Regions from separate parts of the Homo sapiens genome. Here all the other regions are linked to region 2. Evidence: chromatin contacts called from ENCODE Hi-C or POLR2A ChIA-PET data. All regions are on one chromosome and are shown on one strand. Each heading gives the region's core, a stretch centred on a gene start or an enhancer-like site at or near the end of the contact. The rest is flanking DNA. Distances are from core to core; before and after follow the strand shown. Region 1 holds the start of KIF21B (kinesin family member 21B). Region 2 holds the start of DENND1B (DENN domain containing 1B). Region 3 holds the start of RGS2 (regulator of G protein signaling 2). Region 4 has its middle 2.9 kb from the start of GPR25.

Evidence for each region. Hi-C counts contacts between places; a loop is a spot of excess contacts on that map. ChIA-PET counts read pairs that join two places held with the same protein, here RNA polymerase II (POLR2A). Pooled maps may share reads with other maps.
Region 1: a map of CD4-positive, alpha-beta T cell shows a loop between it and region 2 (26-fold over the local background). The contact joins the promoter of KIF21B here to the promoter of DENND1B in region 2. A Hi-C loop is called at or near these places in 1 of 168 maps with a recorded cell type or tissue (CD4-positive, alpha-beta T cell) and 9 of 50 pooled maps. POLR2A ChIA-PET finds 5 or more read pairs at or near these places in 1 of 52 experiments (BJ).
Region 3: a loop to region 2 is called in a map of naive thymus-derived CD4-positive, alpha-beta T cell, with 10 times the contacts of the local background. The contact joins the promoter of RGS2 here to the promoter of DENND1B in region 2. A Hi-C loop is called at or near these places in 1 of 168 maps with a recorded cell type or tissue (naive thymus-derived CD4-positive, alpha-beta T cell) and 7 of 50 pooled maps. POLR2A ChIA-PET finds 5 or more read pairs at or near these places in 1 of 52 experiments (CD8-positive, alpha-beta memory T cell).
Region 4: a loop to region 2 is called in a map with no recorded cell type, with 9 times the contacts of the local background. The contact joins the enhancer-like site here to the promoter of DENND1B in region 2. A Hi-C loop is called at or near these places in 2 of 37 single-sample maps with no recorded cell type and 2 of 50 pooled maps.

What each region holds. Positions count from the first base shown.
Region 1 is chr1:201,021,975-201,025,033 of GRCh38, forward strand. It overlaps KIF21B (kinesin family member 21B), which reads right to left and starts at 1,740. Exons shown (of 35, transcript NM_001252102.2): 1 at 1,369-1,740. The coding sequence starts at 1,409. LOC101929305 (a long non-coding RNA gene) reads left to right here and starts at 1,975. Exons shown (of 4, transcript NR_188464.1): 1 at 1,975-2,111. RefSeq lists an enhancer at 1-542 and silencers at 1,147-1,196, 1,597-1,956, 2,308-2,465.
Region 2 is chr1:197,773,482-197,776,974 of GRCh38, forward strand. It overlaps DENND1B (DENN domain containing 1B), which reads right to left and starts at 1,999. Exons shown (of 23, transcript NM_001195215.2): 1 at 1,658-1,999. The coding sequence starts at 1,674. RefSeq lists silencers at 1,347-1,856, 2,007-2,206, 2,498-2,792 and an enhancer at 3,167-3,216.
Region 3 is chr1:192,807,580-192,810,888 of GRCh38, forward strand. RGS2 (regulator of G protein signaling 2) reads left to right here and starts at 1,460. Exons shown (of 5, transcript NM_002923.4): 1 at 1,460-1,602; 2 at 2,587-2,688; 3 at 2,791-2,852. The coding sequence starts at 1,493. RefSeq lists silencers at 937-1,146, 2,654-2,713 and an enhancer at 1,477-1,696.
Region 4 is chr1:200,868,409-200,871,842 of GRCh38, forward strand. No RefSeq gene overlaps it. Among named protein-coding and RNA genes, the nearest start is that of GPR25, 2.9 kb to the right of the region's middle. Within about 2 kb of position 1,508, at least 2 of the 41 ENCODE cell types and tissues checked have a DNase peak (open chromatin) inside an H3K27ac peak, as active enhancers do.

The sequences.
Region 1 (3,059 bases), core at 490-2,989, 3.2 Mb after region 2:
CACCAGGCACCTGCAGGGCTCCTCTTTGTCTCTGGCTGCTCAGGGCCAGGAAAGCTGTGCTCAAGTGATTCTTGAGTGCTGCCTAGGGTGCATGGGTGGGGGTGCCTCAATCTCCTTCCCTTCACCCAAGCACTGATCAGTGTCAGCTCCTCTTTGGGCTGCAGAGGCCTGGCCAGGTGGCCGTGGCAAGGGGCATCTGCCCTGGGGCAGGAAGAAGAAAGCTTTTTCATTGCCATCTCTGACTCTGTCTAGGAGCAACCTCCTAGGACCCCTGGAATCTGGGTCACATATGACCCAAGGGATCTAGAGACCTGAGAGACCTACCCTAGACCTGGACAATCCCCCGCCCCCTCCATCATACAGGGCTGGGGCAGAGATAGATGTTCTTGCCACATCCCTACCTTGGTGAGCAGCTCCAGATTGGCACTCTGCCGCCAAGACACCCCTCTCAAAGAGAAAAACCCAAAGCAAAAACTGGGAGAAGTGGTGAGGTGTGAAGCATCTCCACCCAGCACAAAGAACACAGATGGCTCAATTTCACAGCATTTCCTGCTCCTGCACCTTTGTGTACCCCTCCCAATAGAACCCACCCAGCCATGTCCTCTCCCTGTCTCATTTCTGCCGGCTCAAGTCCCGGAGCTGTTGAGAATGGAACCCCAGATAAGTCTAGGCAACCCTCCCCTGCTCAATTTTATCTGAGTGCCTGAGGATGGGGCATCTGCATCACACCCTCCTGCCCTCTCAGAGAGAAGCACCTCAGATACACCTCTTCCTCCCTTCCTAGGCCCATCTCCTCTTGGGACAGGACTGGTAGGATTCTCCCCCAAAGCCATTGACTTCCCACAGAAGGCCAAGGCATCATCCCAGCTTTTCCGTTGGTCCCCGCACCCGATCTTTGTCTGCAGATCTGGCTCCCAGGGTGGGTGTGCTGCCTTTGCTAGCTGGACCAAGAGCACATAACTAGCTGACTCGCATGGATGAGGGGAAATTTCCCTCTCTGGTATCCCCGTATGAGACAGCAGCCTCGTGGGGAGGCGAAGAGGAAACGCACAGACGCTCCGGCCTGGGCCAGAGCTGGGTGTGAAATACCGGATTTCCTTGTTTATTCGATTTTCTGATCATTAAGGGCTCCCAAGAGGGGCCCAAAATTACCACCCAAACAAAGCCACCTTCCAGTAGTCGGCGGGGTCGCCGCTCCCCTGCGGCAGACTGGCCAGCGCGCGGCGCCCTCCATCCCGTCCCACGCCGGCCCCTCCTCCGGGAGTGCAGGCTCCAGCCCAAGCGGTGCTCGCGCCCCCCGCCCAAAGCCCACGCGAGACAAAGCCCGAGGCTTCTCCGCGCGCCCCCTTCCCCGCCCCGGGTCCCTACCTGACGGCCACCTTGACGCAGCAGTCCCCCTGGCCGGCCATGGCCCTCTGGAGCTAGGGTCTGGGCGTGGATCAGAGGCGGGGGTCTGGGGGCCAATGCCCGAGGCAGCGGCTGCGGCTGCGGGAGGCGGGGGCGCGGGCGCGGCTGGCGGAGGCTGCGGCGGCGGCGGCTGGAGGTGACATGCTCGCGGGCGGCAGGCCGAGGGGCTCACCCGCGGCCGGCCCCCCGGGGCTGGGCCCGCGCGCCTCCTCGCGCCATCGGGCGGCGGCGCGGAGCTAGCTGACAGCCGGCGGCGCGACCCGCCGCTCCCTACGGCGCGGCACACGCGCACACACCTCCCACCCGGCAGCCACCTCCCGCCGCAGCGCGAACAAAGGGGGCGGGGGCCGATCCGGCCCCGAGCCCGCCCCGAGCCAGCCCCGAGCCCAGGCCGGGCCCCGCCCCGCCCAGGAGCCGCCAATCGAAAGCCCTAATGAGCAGTGGGGGCGGGACTCGCGCCTTTAAAGGGACCTCTTGGCTCGCGGCCACGGGGTGGCTGGGGGTAGGGGGCGGGATTGAAGGGTGGGGGTGGGGGTAGGGGTGGGAGTAGGGGTGGGGGCGCTGGACGCAGACCACGTTAGAACCTCGGCTCCTGGAGTAGCAGAACCTCGGCTTCAATGGGACCCTCATTTCATAAATGAAGAAACTGAGATTCAAAGAGGGGAACTACCGAAGGTTACAGAGCGAGTTCGTGGGTAAGCATGGTAAGAACCCTGGTCTCCCGGGGATCCCACAGCGATTGACGGTTTATAGTTCAAAAGAGCCAGGAAAGCTTCCCTTCTGCATTTATTCCAGTAAATTCGCCAACCCTTCTCGAAGGGAGTTCTTGCTAGCCCCTAACTAAAATTTCCCCCACCTCCACCCTGCAGCATCTTAAAGCTCATGTTTTAGTTGATTCCTGGCCAGGCTCCTAGCCCAAGACTAGCCCCTCCCTACTGCTAGACGACTGTCCCATTGACCTTTATGACCCACAGATGACCCCACTGGGCCTGGCTCACACTCTGCTTGTTGTGGCTGTGGGGCCAGAGGGTCAGTGTGGGAGGCCTGAGCTGCCCTGGGGGAAAGGAGGGAACAAAGGGGGCCCTCAGTTCCGAGCACCTGGGTAGAGAGGCTGGGCGGTGAAGTGGGTGGGGAAGGGAAGGAGGGCAGCTGCCTGCAGGAATGGGTATAAAGGACAAGGAGGACCATGGAGACTTTAACGCTGGGCCTGGATGGAGGAGGAGACCAGTGCTGCAAAGTCACAATTCCCTTCCCAGTCCATCTCCCTCCCTCTGAGCCCAGACGCCTCTTCCCTGCCCCCTGCCTCCCAACATTGGGGCCATTCACAGGGCCCCTCACCAGCTGCCCTCACTTCACCCAGCTCCCTCCCCTGGAAAGGGCCCAAGAGGAGGACCCAGCTGCAGCCCCAGATGTGGATGGGGATCTCTGGGGGAGGGGAGGAAGGGGAGTCTGACTCCAGGCCTCTTACATTACCCTCAGATGATGAAACCATGTCAGAGATTTTGGCAAGGGTGTGGACTGGGGTCTGAGGATGCATCTGTTGGTACCATCTTCCTCCCCTTCCCTCCTCCACTCACACCCCCCTCCCCGCCAATAACTGCTTCATGCAGTAGCTCAGATCCCTGTTTGGCTTGACCTATTAAGGTCAAATC
Region 2 (3,493 bases), core at 749-3,248:
TTGCATATACTTTTCTTAAAATGTATTTACTGTACTTATGCATATTTAAAGTAGCAAACTATTCATAGCTCTAAGGCTAGCAACATAAAAAGCCTTCTTTTTATCCATTATCTTTGGAGAAACCAGCCATCTGCTTCCATGTTAGATTTTCCCACTAGAAACTGTAAGTTTACTTTGCTTAATTCAGAAGTTATTGACTTTTTTACTAACTTGCCATATTTGCAAAATTTCAAAGCAACATTGGTTAAATTTCAAAAAGTGAACTGAAATATACTGAGACACTTTTTCTTCATAACATTGCTGTTTAAATCTCTCGTTCCATCATAAGGTAAAAGATTAAGTCTGTTACCACAACGGCCAATGTGTTAATATCTCAGTTATTCCTGCTAACAAGACCTTAGTGCCTTTGTACATTGGCTGTATTTAATATGTACTTCCTTCAAGAAACGAATGCCAGCTCTGACTTTAAAAAAAAGCATTTCTTTTTTTGGAAGCTTTTCTTATAAGATATGAATCTGGAAACATAGGAAGTGACAAGACATATAAATTAACATGCAAATATACATTTTTTTAGCCTTTCCGCTATTAACTTGTTTCAATGGGAATAATCTGGGCTCAGATGACTTCCTCCCTCTTAAAACAATTAATGTCAAGAAGCATACTATTTTTACTCACTTACCCTGCCCACCATGATGTCAAACACACTGAAGAAAATAATTCTATTACATAATTTCCCTCTTTCCCTAATATTCTTTAGAATTTCTCTTAGGTGTAAAAGTTAAATATTGACTCAGTTTTACTTCTGTGAAATTCAAACGGCCTTTCACAATAATACAAATATACATGGCATTATTTTAAACTTTTTGAGAAGGAGATAGTAAAGGGTGGGTAAGCGAAGTAAAAAGGAATTCTTTCCAAAGTTAAGTTTCAGAAGAAAAATATAAAACTCATGCCTCTAAGATACCTAGAAACAAAATCACCACCGTTATTAAAATTGCTTTTTACCTAATCTCCTGAGCAAAGTAGTCGTTGATAAATACTTTAGCACACACATAAAAGTACCCTCTAATTGGATACCGTTTTGCAAGAACCATGCATCTACAGTTGCTGCATAAAGAAACACCAGAGACCAATCTAATTTTATAAGCAGAATCATAAGAAAACATCCAAGACAAAAGTAACAAACGGACTTAAGAAAACACCGGTTATATTTAATGCTCAGAGAGCACTCGGAATAATAACCTCTTAACCTCAACGCTGACTCCCTCCCGGACACCACACGCACACAGGCAGCCCCAGGAGAGTCACATCTGACACACTCGGGGGAAGCACGAGAACCCCTCAGCGGCGGTGTCAGGGGCCGCCCGGCCTCCCCTGTCCCCCGAAAGGCGGGCGTCGACAAGGCGCTAGTGGCCTCTCCGGGAGGAGCCGCGCCAACCACGGAGGGCCGGGGACGCAGGGCGGGCAGGCTTTGCGGCCTAGCGCCGTCCCGCCGGCCGGCCAGAGGCTTGGGGGCCGGACCGCACCCCCAGCCCGCCCGGCCAACCTCGGCCGCCCGGGGAGCCGGTTGAGCGCGGAGGCGCGGAGGAGCCGAGCTGGCCTGGGAGGGGCCGCCGAGGGACGCCCGCCCCCGACGCGCCCGGGCCCCCCCACTCACTTGGTCCTGCAGTCCATGGTTACATGTCGGTGTGGGGCTGTCCGTCCGGCCCCCGCGCGCTGGCCTGGAAGCCCGCAGCCCGGCCGCGCGAGGGTCGCGCCGTCCCCGCCCACGCCGGCGGCCACACAGGGAAAGAGGCTGCTCACAGCAGCCGTGGCGGCGGGCCCATGTCGGCTGCGCCCCCGGCACTTCCCCGCCTCCCACCCCACCCACCAGAGCCTTTCTGTGACAGCAGCGGTGGCGTGGCCGCCGCCCCCGTCTCCGCCGGTAGCCGCCACCAAAGCTGAGGCCTCTCAGTTCCTGCGACCGGGGCCGCCCGCTGCGGCTCCTGCACCTTCTTGCAAATCAGGAAGTCGCCGGGAGGGGGAAGGGGCGCGCGGGGACGCGCCCAGCGGCTTCACCTGGGCCGTGCGGCTCGCAAGTCGGAGACTGTGGAGGAGGCGGGGGCCAGGTCCCCGCGCCCGGGCGGCCAGAGGGTGCAGGGGGAGCGCTAGTGCCTGCTGGGATGGCCCACGTACCGCTTTGCCACCTAGCCAGAAAGGCAAGGTGCCCCCTGTGTCCTCAGCATGAACCAAACCGGCTTCCTTTCTGGGTCCAGTCCAGATTCCAGGGCGTCGGGGCTGCAACCCCACAAAGGGCGAAGTACCTGGAAAAGTACCTCGACCTGCAGTGTTTTCCACACACATACACACGGACTTGGGTTCCTTTCATTTCATACTACAAATTCAGAGCTCAAGTTGATGCCCCTGGCTCTTGCGTCACTCCAGCTGTGGCCTGCTTACAGCTCTCTGAAATCCAGAGCTACCCCCTCCTGATTCAGGAATGTTCAGACATGTGCACCTGCTAAATAGCCCTGTCAAGTAGCCAAATGGTAGTGCCCCACTTGTCTGCGCATGTGGGAGGCAGACATTCCTATACCACAGACTGCAGTGATAACCAAGGACTAACTTTTGAACACATGTACATAGTCGCAGGCCTCATAGTCTGGCAGTTTAGGCGAGTTCAGAGAGGGCACCACTGAATAAGCGTGGGAGGGACTGATTTACACAGCCCTAAAGCACATGTGAAGCAGGTTATGTGCACTCTCACCCAGTACTTGTCATAGGTGTGTGATAGATACTTTCATCAGCATTTTACAGATGAAGAAACCAGGGAGTAATGGCAAAGCTGGAGTTCACACCAGGTCTATCTGATGCTGATTATTTACTTCTACCTCATATTGCCTGTCTCCCTCCTCTGCTGTCTCATATTTAGGATCTACTGAGAAGACAGGTAGAAAAGTCTTATGATGGACATTCAAATGACTGTGGAAGGCCAGGCTCTTACACAGAGATCTTCTGGGAAAGGCCTTCTCCCAGCTAACACTGCCACCCTTGACACATAGCCACAGTGTTTCTTCCAAAAGGTGGTTACTTCAGACTTTATTCATGCAGAAGTTAAGATGATGAGAGGAAACCAAATGTGGTATGAATGTAGTGTGAGTCATAAGACATAAAAGTCAGAAAAGGAGTCTTAAGAATTAAAAAACTCAAGAGTCAGAGAACCTGAAGTTGCACTCAGTTATATAACCTTAAACTTTCTTGCCAAAATTGGGTACTACTTGGTCAACAGGATCAGAAATATTGTATAGCCATGGGCCTGTTAGTAAAAAATGAGGACGGGCCATAACTGGGAAACAAACAAACAAAAAAAAAATGTGTTTATCATAAAGTGTTGTCATAGCTTGACTCGGGGTGAGACACTTCAGTTTCTCGGTTCCTACATTTGTAAAATGGGAATTATTACTTGTACATCACATGAGCAGTGTGATGTTCAAGTAAAACAGGTGCTACAAAT
Region 3 (3,309 bases), core at 210-2,709, 5.0 Mb before region 2:
TAGAGTTAACAAGCATGTTTCAAAGTATCTATTACTGAAATCTACACGATTTTCCTTTCCACAATAAAGTCCACAACTGTTGTCTTAAATAATAACTGCAGGTTTTGCCCTCCAAGTCAAACTTGGAGCTCCAACTACTGGCAGCTCACCGTAAGAATATATTAATTATTTCCAATTTCCTTTTAAGAAGTCGAATACAAAGTAGAGAGAATATCTGCAGCTTGGTTGCAAAGCCGCTTAAACATTTCACTGGCTAGTTCTGGTAATATTATCCGAAATCAACTCATTTTGTGGTTGAGGTAATCTATTTGTCTTTACCAATCAAGTCGTTTTAAAACCTTCAGGAGTAGAGATGATACTTGAAGAATTAACAAATAAAACTTAATCAAGGAAACTGTTAACTCATTCTCCCCCCTACTTTTTGCCAGTTATTAAATGTTCTGGTAAATCCTAACTCAACAAGAATGACTCATGAGGAAATCCTGACTCCTTGAACTCACTGATTCTGGTGCATTACAGCTATGAAATCTCTATGTCTGCAGCTTTCTCTCCCACCATAAGGAAATCTGTGATTTCTATTTTGGCAGGAGATGTGACCAAGGACTCCTGAGGAATGACCCTATAGACAGACCCAGCCACGTGCCTAGTAGTGATCAAAAATGCAAACCCAATTAAAGCACTGTCTTCTGATAAAGTCACTTTCTCTTGTTCAATCCCTAATGTTCATTCTCAAAGTGTTCCAAGACGCCCCAGCAAGCTGCAGAGCAGATCCCACCCTGCCCCTGGGCAATCAACGTTTCAGGTTACTCCTTCCTTAAGTTAAGTGGCAGAGAGAAACGGGCGAGGGTCTCCCCATTGCCTCAGTTCACAGACCAGGGGGTGTCGAATGAGTCCTACAGCAGGACAGCAAACAAGAAATGAGGCGCGGGGTCAGGGAACGCGCTCAAAAAAGGAAGAAAAATCCCACTCTTCATTCGAAATCAGGCCACTGCACTCCGGCCTCGTGGCGGGCGACCTCCTCCTGCCAGGGAATCGCCGCTCTGGCCTCGGGCTGGGGAGCCCGTCAGGGTGGGTGAGGGAGCGCCGGCGCCCCCGCCGGGCCGCCGCCAACTTCGGCTCCCTCCCTCCGTCGCAAAGCCCTCGAGCCCGCCCGGCCGCCACGCTTCAGCAAAAGGTCGTGCGCAGCGGCCCACACTGAAGACTCTCCATCTGCTCCCACACCTGCCCCAGCTGGCCGCTGCTATGTGGCCCGAGTGCGCAAGAAGCCGGGGCCGCAGACGTCAGCAGCGCCCCGGCTTCGAGACCCTTCGGCAGCAGCCGTGACTGCCGCCGGCGGGCGCTGACCCATCCCCGTGCCAGTCTGCAGCCGACCAATCCGCGTCCTCTTGAGGCGGGGCCGGAGCCGCGAGGCCCCGCCCCCAAGCCGAGGCCTCATAAATGCTGCGACGCACGCCCAGCCGCAAACAGCCGGGGCTCCAGCGGGAGAACGATAATGCAAAGTGCTATGTTCTTGGCTGTTCAACACGACTGCAGACCCATGGACAAGAGCGCAGGCAGTGGCCACAAGAGCGAGGAGAAGCGAGAAAAGATGAAACGGACCCTGTGAGTATGGCTTTCTTCCCTCTCCCGCCACCCCCTGCCCCACACTGCAAGCTGCAAACGCGGTACTTTCGGGCTCGCCTTTGACGTTAGGAAACTAGCCTGAGCCTATGCAGGGAAAAAAAATCGAAAAGGTCAATTTGTTAAGTAAGGTTAAATCTGGGTGATGCTCGGGTACAGTTTAAGAACCGAGGGAGACAGTTGATATGAGGGCGGTGGTTGATGCGCTAAGAAATTGCGGGTTGGCTTTTTGTCCTCCTGCATTCAAAATGACATCAGAATCCTGCGGCTGAAGCGCGTCCCCAGCATTCATACGTTGCATGATGAGTTCTCATCAGCTTACACAGCTACTGGAAGGTGATGCTCTTGCTGGTTCTGAATATACTCGTTTAAAATCCATTTTTGTTTTTTAATTATAGAGCAGATCTCACCCAGTCCGAATGTGGAACAAATAATTGTTATGCAGCGTCTGCTTAAAAGAAGTGTCGTAGGTGGGGAAGGAAGAGCGCAGGGGAATCAGTCACCCACCTCTTTGTACAGTCTCTGGCGTGGTCCAGAACCTCCTGCTCTAAAGAGAGAAGCGTGGGCCGGCTCCAGACAGTTCCATGTCTGTCCTTTTCATTAAAGTGCAAAACGTCTCGGAATTGTAATTAACCTTGCAAACAAACTGATGCCCTTTGTGAGCCAGAAATAGTGTCTGCCTTTTGAACTAAATTCATTAACAATTCTTTAAAATACCCTAGTGATTATAGGTAGCCCTGCCCTTAGTTGTAAAACTAGTAGATACGGTCAGATTAATGGACGAAACTGCTCAGTACATGAGGTTTAAATGTTAGGTGGATAAGACTTATTTGAAGAGTTCTTGCTTTGCCTTATGCGGTTTGTCTCTAGTTACTGGGTGACTTTATTTGGTAAAAATGCGTTCAGCTGCAGTAGCATATTCAAGTGTTGCTAGTTAGTAATTATCTTTTTAATTTTTTGTTTTAGTTTAAAAGATTGGAAGACCCGTTTGAGCTACTTCTTACAAAATTCCTCTACTCCTGGGAAGCCCAAAACCGGCAAAAAAAGCAAACAGCAAGCTTTCATCAAGTAAGTTGAGAATCCTGTGCTTGCAAATATCAATAGTTAGCTGCTGAACTGAAAAGGGGAACTCTGATGTGCGTAAGCTAACATACAGAACCTCTCTTGCAGGCCTTCTCCTGAGGAAGCACAGCTGTGGTCAGAAGCATTTGACGAGCTGCTAGCCAGCAAATGTAAGTTAACTCTTGAGCTTGAGCCATTGCTAACATCGCAAAAGCCTGGAAAGGCTGCGTCCACCTAACAAAAGAGCAGCTTGCCTGAGGGGGATTAGACTGCAGTCACTATAGGATAAAGCCTGTTTTTCTTTCCTTTATTTCCCAGGGTTTAACAAATAAATGCATATATTCTCTCCAGGTGGGGAAGAAAATCAGCCTAAACAAATTAAAGTGGCAGTTGCTTATAGTTAAGGTTGAGTCAGTTTTTCCATTGCATACAATGTTTTCAAGAGGCTTAGTTCCCAGAGAATTTATGGCTCCCCTATAAATATTTACTTTGCATTGACAGCAAAGTACTTATATTTTTGCAGCAGAGTGCCAACATAAGCCTTTTGCCTACTGGTATCTTAGTCTTTAAAAAGCTAAATTTTGAGAATTACAGGTTTGAGCGAAATCTAGAAAATTCATTTAGAAA
Region 4 (3,434 bases), core at 258-2,757, 3.1 Mb after region 2:
ATTTGAATCAAGTGGAATAAATCATGACTCATCCTAAATATATAGTTTGTACAAATTAATAAGAAATACATAGATTATAATAAATATGTGAAGGACATGATTAGAATGGTTCACTTAGGAAATAAATAGATTTTCCATCTTATTTATAAACAAGTGCAAATTGAAATGAGGTACCATTTTACCTCACTGCCTATTACAATGGAAAATATATGTTACCGATGAACATCTCTAAGAAGACTGTGTTGAACCTTATACTCTCATACAATGCCAGTGACATTCTAAACTGCTAATCACTGTAAACATTTGTATCAAGCAATAAAAATTTTCATTGCCTTTGTTACAAAATTTGTATTTATAACGTGTTTTACAACATATTTATATAAATGTTATATTTATACATATTTATATAAATATGTTATATTTGTACATATTTATATGTATATAAATACATATTTATATGTACTTATACAAGAGCATTTATGTTATAAAAACAATATAAAAAAGTCATAAGTGCAATTATTCATTACAAATTTCTATAACAGTTAAAAATACTAGAAACATCCTAAATATCCATATTTAAGGGTTTAGAAAATTAAGCAACATAGACTCATGTGGATTTATATGATATTAATTGAGAATACTGTGTACACTCTAATTACAGATACGACTTTGAAACACCTGTGTAAAAAATGTGAAGAATATCTGAAATGGAATATTTAAAAATAGAAAATCTAAAAATAATGAGATTACAAATAAATACTTTTGAAAATGTCCTTCACTGGCTAAGTTTGGTTGTGTAGGGGTAGCAGGTCCAAGATGACGACTACTTCTTTATTCTGTAATGTATTAGATGGCTTTTATGATTAAACATAAAAAGGCAAATACAATTTACTTAAAATGTTAAGATTCTTTGTACAGAAAAATTAAAATTAGAAAAAATAAGTTATAAGAACTTAAATATAACCTGTAAAGGGGCAGAAATAAACCTACTCTCGAAAACAATTTAGCCCGAAGCATTGGATATTTATTTAAAGTATCTCCTCTGTTTTCAGGCTTGTGCTAATCACCCTGATGAGTAGAAAGAAGCTCCCCCTCGCCCTGAGAAGTTCATAATCCCATGGGCAAGGCAAGACGGAGCCACGTAACAGTTGCCCTGGCTCCAGCAGTGCAGAGAGAGGAAGTCCTCTTAGGGATGGAGGTTAGAGAAGGCTCCCAGGGGTGGGATGGAGGAAGAGGGAAGACTTCTTCTGCTTTGTCCACACCTGTTAGAGAGCATGGCCAGGATTCCCAGCCTGTAAGGGTGAGTGTTTCTATTAGTTGACTTGTGTGTAATCCTGTGGGGAGTCCTCCTGAAGGGTGAAAGAGCAGTCTTGTGAAGTTGGCCTTGGTCACTGAAACCGGGCTGGGCACCCCAGGAGACCGGGCCTAAGGCAGTGTCCCTGGCTCTGACCTTTGCTGTTTCTTCTCATCCAGACAAGTTCAGTAAGGCCCATGGACAGCACCCAGGCCTCAGCAGAGAAAATTCAGCATATGCTCTGGGCCACAGACTTCCCTTGGGTATGAGATGATGGCCCAGGAAGCAAGTAGCTCTGTGATTTTTAAAATAACCTACTTCTACTTCCCCTCAACCCCCTTCCTATATTCCCCTCTTGGTCTGCTTGCCCCATTCTTTGTTTTCACCCGGCGGCTTCTCTGCTGTTCATCTCTAGCTTTCAGGATCACTCACACTCTCTGAGCCCGCAGACTGAGGTGTGCCTGAAGGGGTGAAGTCCAGCAACACTGGGTCTGTCTCTGATGGTCTCTGGGCTCTGGCAGGCAAGCACTGCCCCTGCTAGCCTTCTAGGGGAGGAGGCTGCAGCCCCCTACTCCACCCCGGATGTGGGCACCGCTCACCAGCAACCACATGCTCAGACATTAGAAAAGCGGCTCTGGGGTGGGTCTTCAGGGGAAAACCAAGCCCGGAGGCTGAAAAGCCAGTGAAGGGAAGGTCCAGACCATTCATTCCCTAGGCTCTTCTCTTCCCTGCCCATCTTGTAATTGGTGTGGGAGAAATTCTTGACAGGAGCAGCCTAAACACTGCATACCCAACCCTCTGTGAGCTCTAGGACCATTTTCTTTTTGAGATGGAGTCTCGCTCTTTCACCCAGGCTGGAGTGCAGTGGCTTGATCTCAGCTCACTGCAACCTTTGCTCCTGGGTTCAAGCGATTCTCCCACCTCAGCCTCCTGAGTAGCTGGGACTTGCGCGTACCGTGCCCGGCTAATTTTTGCATTTTTAGTAGAGACAGGGTTTCACCATGTTGGCCAGGCTGGTCTCGAGCTCCTGACTTGAAGTGATCTACCCACCTCGGCCTCCCAAAGTGCTGGGATTAGATGTGAGCCACTGCGCCCGGCCTCTAAGACCATTTTCCAAATCCTTCCTGGGGATCTCCGTGTGCCAGAGGGACCCTGAGCGAGGGTGACCTTATGTCCCAGTTTGCCCAAAATAGTCCTGGTTTACGGCCCAGGTTAATTCTGATAGTGCCCCTTTCACTCTCAGAAACATCCTGGTTAGATGATAAATTATTTCATGACCCCACTTCAACATCAAACTGAACACATACACACATGTGCCTCTCTGTGTTCTTGGCAGTTAAGGGGACAGCGTCCATATAGTCCCTAAGCAGAGAAACCCCAGGCTTATCTTTGACTCCTCTTTGTGAGACCTATGATGTTACAATTATCTCTTGAATATACCCTCCCATTTCTGTCCCCACTGCTCATGATCTATTTCAGACACAAATAATTACAACCTACTATGGGGTCTCCCTGGCTTGAGCCTCTCCCTTCTCCATAGTTCTGCCAGCGATCTTTTCAAAACACAGATCGATGCCTCCTGGCTCCCCATGACCTATAGATTGAAATCCAAATCCCCTCATGATCCTTTCCTGCTTCATCTCCTGCCCCCACCTTCCTACCCTGGGCTCTGGCAGACTGCTTGTCCCCTGAAAAGCCCACATTCCTACTCATTTTGGTATACTTGTTCCCTTTACTCCCTCCTCCGAGTCTGACCCTTTCTTCTCTTTTCTGCTGCTCTTATTTGACTTTCAGCTCCTTCCTGGGACTGATCTCAAGTGTCATCTCCTCGAAGGCCTTTTCTGATTCAGCCCTCCCGTCAAAAATAATCACTCCCCCTCCACTAAACCCTAAGAGGGCTTGGTTTTTAACATTTACTACAATTTGGCCCCTGCATAAGATTACATAAGATTCTGCTTATGTAACCATCTCTCCTGCCTATGCAACAAACTGCGAAGGCCAAGAATGGCATCTCTTGCAGTGCCTGAAACAGTGCCTGCTTCATGGAGGAGTTCATTGTTAACAAGTCTTAATCGAACAAAATTGATAATCCACCTCAAATTTTCCACACCGGGTTGCCCGGCACATCAGCCACTCATAC